Linked DNA regions of Homo sapiens: region 1 is linked to region 2. A link is a loop called in an ENCODE intact Hi-C map of the cell type or tissue named here. Cell type or tissue: heart right ventricle. All regions are shown on one strand. Each heading gives the region's core, and the rest is flanking DNA. Links, peaks and the distances in the headings are about the cores only.

Region 1 (2,915 bases), core at 318-2,817, 220 kb after region 2:
GATGGCTCAGGAAAATCGGGGCAGGGTGCAGTTATCCTCTAGGCGAGCTGCCGTTTTCTTTTTCCTTTCCTCTCTTGTGGTTGCCTAGAATTAGCTTGGGCACTACTATGGTTTTTTTCTGTCTGCAGGCCCCAGGAGACCTTCTGTGGACCCAATATACTTAACAATCATATGCAGTGTAGACCTGCTCTGGTGTCAATTCTAACCAAAACAAAAAAAAAGCATTTATGAGACACTCAGGGAAATTCAAGCAGTAACTGAATAATATTAGATGATACTAAGGAATTAGTGTTACTTTTTAAATTGGATAATAGTATTATGTTTATGTTAAGAATCTTGATCTCTTGGTGATACATACCTAAGTAATTGCATTTGAAATGCTAGGTCTCGGATTTGCCTTAAAAGAATTCAGTTAGAATGGCGTGAGTATAGACCAGTGGTTCCTTACTGGGGGCTATTTCCCCCACAAAGGCATTTAGCAATGCTTGGAGATACTTTTGGTCATCAAAATTGGGAATTTGCTACAGACATCTAATAATTAGAGGCTAGGGATATTGTTAAATGTCCTACAGTGCACATGACAGACCCACATAACAGAGAATTGTATAGCCCAAAATGTCATTAGTGTGACGTTGAGAAAATATATATGCAGCATATGTTTTGTAAAAAAGAAGCCCTTACCAGTCTCTGTGACAAACTCTCTACTCTGTGTAGAGCACTGTTTTTCCAGCTGAGTCTAGATGGGAAGCCCCGCTTGTCATTTGGGCTGTGGGTGTACTGGTGCTGGGTTGGCAGGCCTTTGCTTAAGTACCATCCTGGTACCTCAAGGTCCACTTTCAACCCCAGTCCCAATTCCCTCTGAGCTTGAGGTGTTTCCAGGCCCAAACTGGTAGAACTAGTACTTAGTTTTCAGCTGGAGGCTCTTTGGCTCTGTTTGATCTCTTGGACATCGAGTCTGGTCTGTTTTGTCTTCCAGAAATCTCTCAAAGATTCTGATCTACATATGCCACCGTTTGCTGCCTTTCAGATATGCTGTTGATTCATTAGTATTTTTATATTTCTTCTACCATGTCAGTGTGCTTTGGGGGAAGATGAAGTAAATTCATGGATTTAGCCCAGTGTCTTAAGCCAAAGGTGCCTAATTACTTTCTTCTTCTTCTTTTTTTTTTTTTTTTTGAGGCAGAGTCTCGCTCCGTCACCCAGGCTGGAGTGCAGTGGCACGATCTTGGCTCACTGAAACCTCCGCCTCCTGGGTACAAGCGATTCTCCTGCCTCAGCCTCCTGAGTAGCTGGGACCAGAGGGGTGTGCCACCACACCCGCTAATTTTGTATTTTTAGCAGAGACGGGGTTTCACCATATTGGCCAGGCTGGTCTTGAACTCCTGACCTTGTGATCCACCCGCCTCGGCCTCCCAAAGTGCTGGGATGTGCCTAATTACTTTCTTATAATACCTGATATACTGCCCCCTGTTGTTGGAATTTAACAAAGACATTTAGTGATAAATTACTATTTTTTTTTGTTCTTTGGCTCAACGTAATCCATTGTTTGTTTTGTGCCTGTTATGTGTGAGACCCTGTGCTAGGTTTTAGGTGTACAGTGAGAATGAAGCAGACATGTAATCCTTGCTCTTGTGGAATTTATGCTATAAAGGAGGGATATTCATTAATCAACAAAGTCAAATATGTAATTATAAAGTGTGAGAGGTATTATCAAGGAAAATAATAAGGTCCTTGCCTTACAAAAATAGTATAGGAAATAACAGCAATTTTTTTTTTTTTTTTGAGACAGAGTCTCGCTCTATTGCCCAGGCTGAAGTGCAGTGGCGCAATCTCGGCTCACTACAACCTCTGCCCCCCAGGTTCAAGCGATTCTCCTGCCTCAGCCTCCTAAGTAGCTGAGATTACAGGCATGTGCCACCACACCTGGCTAATTTTTTTTGTATTTTTAGTAGAGATGGGGTTTCACCATGTTGGCCAAGCTGGTCTCGAATTCTTGACCTCATGATCTGCCCACCTCGGCTTCCCAAAGTGCTGGGATTGCAGGCGTGAGCCACTGTGCCTGGCCGTAACAGCTAAAATGAAGTACACACTGTGTGCTAGTTACTGTGCCAACAACTTTACATGAAAGATCTCATTTAATACGCAGAATAACTTATTTCAGAAATGAGGAAACTGAGACTTATGATCCTAATTTAGTATTAGGAAGTCAGAGAAGACCTGTGTGGGAAAAGTGACACACAGAGAACCAGACAAGTAGGAGATAACCAGGCAAAGAACAGAGAGAGGCTGTGTAAAGCAGAAGGAATAACATGCTCAAAGGCCTGAGGATGAATGAATGAAAGCATGGAAGGACACCAGTGGCTGAAATTGAGTGAGCAAGGAAAGAGTGCAAGAGATAGGGCAGGTAGGGGCTAAATCGAGGGGGTTGTTAGAGTCCAGGATAAGGAGATTAGATTTCATTCTGAGGCATGAGAAACTGTTGGAGGGTTTTACCTAAGAGTGGGACACAACCTGAGTTGCTTTCCTAGAGATCACTCTGCTTTGTGGAGAATGGATTGGCAGGGGCAGAGGCTTACTGTGATCCAGGTGAGAGAGGATGGAGGTTGGGACTACACTGGTGGCAATAAAAAAAATGCAAAAAAAAAAAAAAAAAAAGGCAGACAGATTTGAAGTTTTAGATATATCTCCAAAATATATTATTTGCAGCTGTGCTAGATATAGAAGATAAGTGTGAGGAAGAAATCAAGGGGGTTTCCACATTTCTTACTTGAGCAACAGGGTGGGTTGGAGTACTAGCTACTGAATGGTGAGGGAAAGGTTTTAAACACAGAAAGCTTGTGTTGCCTATGAAATTTAAAGTGGAGGTGGCAAATAGGCAGTTGAGAATCTGGAACTCAGAAAAGAGGTCTGATCAA
Region 2 (2,915 bases), core at 286-2,785:
CTGGGCAACAAGTGAGACCCCCATCTCTCAAAAAAGAAAATGGTGTTGGGTTAATTGGATAGCCATATGCAAAAATTACATTTGGCCTCTACCTCACACCATACACAAAAATCAATTTCAGGTGGATTGTGGATGGAACTGTGAAACCTAAAGCAATAAATCTTTACGCCCCTGAAGATAGACTAGAAGCTTTTTGCCAGAGTGATATCCAAGGTCTGTTTTTCTACCCATGTGACCAACTTTGGAATGAAGCAAGCACTGGACATATTTGAAATGGTTCAAATGGACCCTAAAGTCTCTTTTCACTTCTCTAGGAGAACTTTTCCAAATAGGAAAAAGTTCACAGTTCACAGTGTCTTTCTACCCGAGGAGAGACTAGGTCTTCATGGTTAGTGATTTCCCAAAGCTCTTAACTGCTTATCCTGGGCCAGCCGCCTTCCCCACCCTGTCCACAGCTCCCTCCTCTGCTACCACCTCAGTGGTAGTAACAACACTCACTGGGTGATGGAAGGGAATGGGTCACCTCCTTGGAGCCACCAGCCTAGAAGTTGGCCGTTCACAAGAAGACCTTCACTGTGAGAGTCCTGATGGGGGCGAGGCATCGACCACAAATATGGACCTAGCATCCTCTTATCACTTCTCCCATGCTCCCCTTCTCTTCACTCTTACTAAGAGGTGTGTGTGTGTGTGTGTGTGTGTGTGTGTCAGGGTTTCACTCTGTCACCCAGGCTGGAGTGCAATGGCACAATCATAGCTCACTCCTGGGTTCAAGCAACCCTCCTGCCTCAGCCACTTGAGTAGTTGGGACTACAGGTACCACACCCAGCTAATTTTTTAGGGGGTAAGAGATGGAGGTCTCACTATATTGCCCAGACTGGTCTCAAACTCCTGGGTTCAAGTGATCCTCCTGCCTCAGACTCCCACAGTGCTGGTATTACAGGCGTAAGCCACCACGCCTGCCTTCATTATGAGATTTTCTTTTTCTTTTCTTTTCTTTTTTTTTTTTTTTTTTTTTGAGACAGGGTCTTGCTCTGTCACCTAGGCTGGAGCGCAGTGGCACAATCACAGCTCACTGCAGCCTCAGCCTCCTGGCTCAAGTGATCCTCCCGCTTCAGCCCCCAGAGTAGCTGGGACCACAGTCACGTACCACCACGCTAGGCTAATTTTTGGGTGTGTGTTTTGTAGAGACAAGTTTCTCCATGTTGCCCAGGTTGGTCTCAAACTCCTGGGCTCAAATAATCCACCTGCCTCAGCCTCCCAAAGTGCTGGGATTATAGTTGTGAGCCACACACCCGGCCATTAGATTTTTGATAACCAGAATGTCTTAATTGAATGTAGTCTAAGTTATTAATCTTTTCTTTATGATTAGCGTTTCTCGTATGCTTTTAATTTATGTATTATTTTGCTTCACGCTTCACCTCCCCTTTTGTGTGCTTTTAAACAAATCTTCTGCCAGGTGCGGTGGCTCACACCTGTAATCCTAGCACTCTGGGAGGCCAAGGTGGGCGGATCACCTGAGGTCAGGAGTTCAAGACCAGCCTGGCCAACATAATGAAACCCCGTCTACCCCGTCTCTGCTAAAAATACAAAAATTAGTCGGGCATGGTGGCGCATGCCCGTAGTCCCAGCTACTCAGGAGGCTGAGGCAAGAGAATCACTTGAACCCAGGAGGCAGAGGTTGCAGTAAGCTGAGATCACGCCATAGCCTGGGCAACAGAATGAGACCCCATCTCAAAAAAATTAATTGATTAATTAAATGAAATTAAAATAAAATAAATTTTAAAATCTTCACTTACACCAAAGTCAAGAAGATATTTTAGAATTTTTCTTGTTTGTGGCTTTTATATTTAGGTCCACAATCCAACTAAAATTTATTTTTGTGTACAGTGTAAGCTAGAGATCAAATTTAATTTTTTTTCATATGGTTAGCCAATTGGCCCAGCACCATTTACTGAAATGAGTATATTTTCCCCCACTTCATTGAAGTGAAATCTTTGTTATAAATCAAATGTTCATATATGTATGTGTCTGTCCTGGATTCTCTATTCTGATCCATTTGTCTTTTTATCTAGCCTTATACCCGTGCCACATTATCTTAATAACTTTAGATTTATAGTATGTTTTGCTATGTAGTATGTATGGCAAGTCATCCAATTTAATTCTTCCTTTCAAATTTTTTTATTTTTATTTTTATTTTTTTATAGAAATAGGGCCTCACTATGTTACCCAGGCTGGTCTTGAACTTCTGGCCTGAAGTGATCCTCCTGCCTTAGCCTCCCAAAGTGCTCGTATTACAGGCTTGAACCACTACACCCGGCCTGTTCAACTTAGTTCTTCACAATTATGTTGGCTACATGTGGTCCTTTTCATTTCAATACAAATTTTATACTCAGTTTATTAATTTCTATTTTTTAAACTGGCAGGCAGATTGCCTGAGCTCAGGAGTTCAAGACCAGCCTGGGCAACACAGTGAAACCCCATCTCTACTAAAATGCAAAAAATTAGCCAGGCATGGTGGCATGCGCCTGTAGTCCCAGCTACTCAGGAGGCTGAGGCAGGAGAATTTCTTGAACCCTAGAGGCAGAGGTTGCAGTGAGCCAAGATCACACCACTGCACTATAGCCTGGGCAACAGAGCAAGACTCCATCTCCCAAAAAAAAACACAAAAAAACCTGCTGGATTTTCATTGGGATTACATTAAATTTACAGACTAATTAATGGAGAATTGATGTCTTTAAAATATTGTGTGTTTCAATCTATGAATATTGTATATCCCTCCATTTATTTAGATCTTTTAAGACTTCTCTTAATAATGTTTTATAGACTTCTGTATGAAAGTTTTGCACCTATTTCATTTATTTCTATTTGATTATTTTGTGATATTATAAATAGTATCATTTTCTTAATTTTATTTG

What was found. A loop is a pair of places that touch in the nucleus more often than their neighbours do. Peaks named below come from ENCODE experiments on the same cell type or tissue, not always from the same donor. Only the 100,000 strongest peaks of a DNase experiment are listed, where the experiment ranks them.
Region 1: a loop joins it to region 2, with 2.3 times the contacts of the local background. A loop is called at or near these places in 7 of 110 quality-filtered maps.

What each region holds. Positions count from the first base shown.
Region 1 is chr20:2,980,933-2,983,847 of GRCh38, forward strand. The region is part of intron 6 of PTPRA (protein tyrosine phosphatase receptor type A); the gene reads left to right. Among named protein-coding and RNA genes, the nearest start is that of GNRH2, 61 kb to the right of the region's middle. In heart right ventricle, for the core only: a CTCF peak has its summit at 1,452 (motif pointing left); no DNase peak of the experiment used is centred there.
Region 2 is chr20:2,763,626-2,766,540 of GRCh38, forward strand. No RefSeq gene overlaps it. Among named protein-coding and RNA genes, the nearest start is that of CPXM1, 36 kb to the right of the region's middle. In heart right ventricle, for the core only: no CTCF peak of the experiment used is centred there; no DNase peak of the experiment used is centred there; H3K27me3 peaks cover 2,377 bases.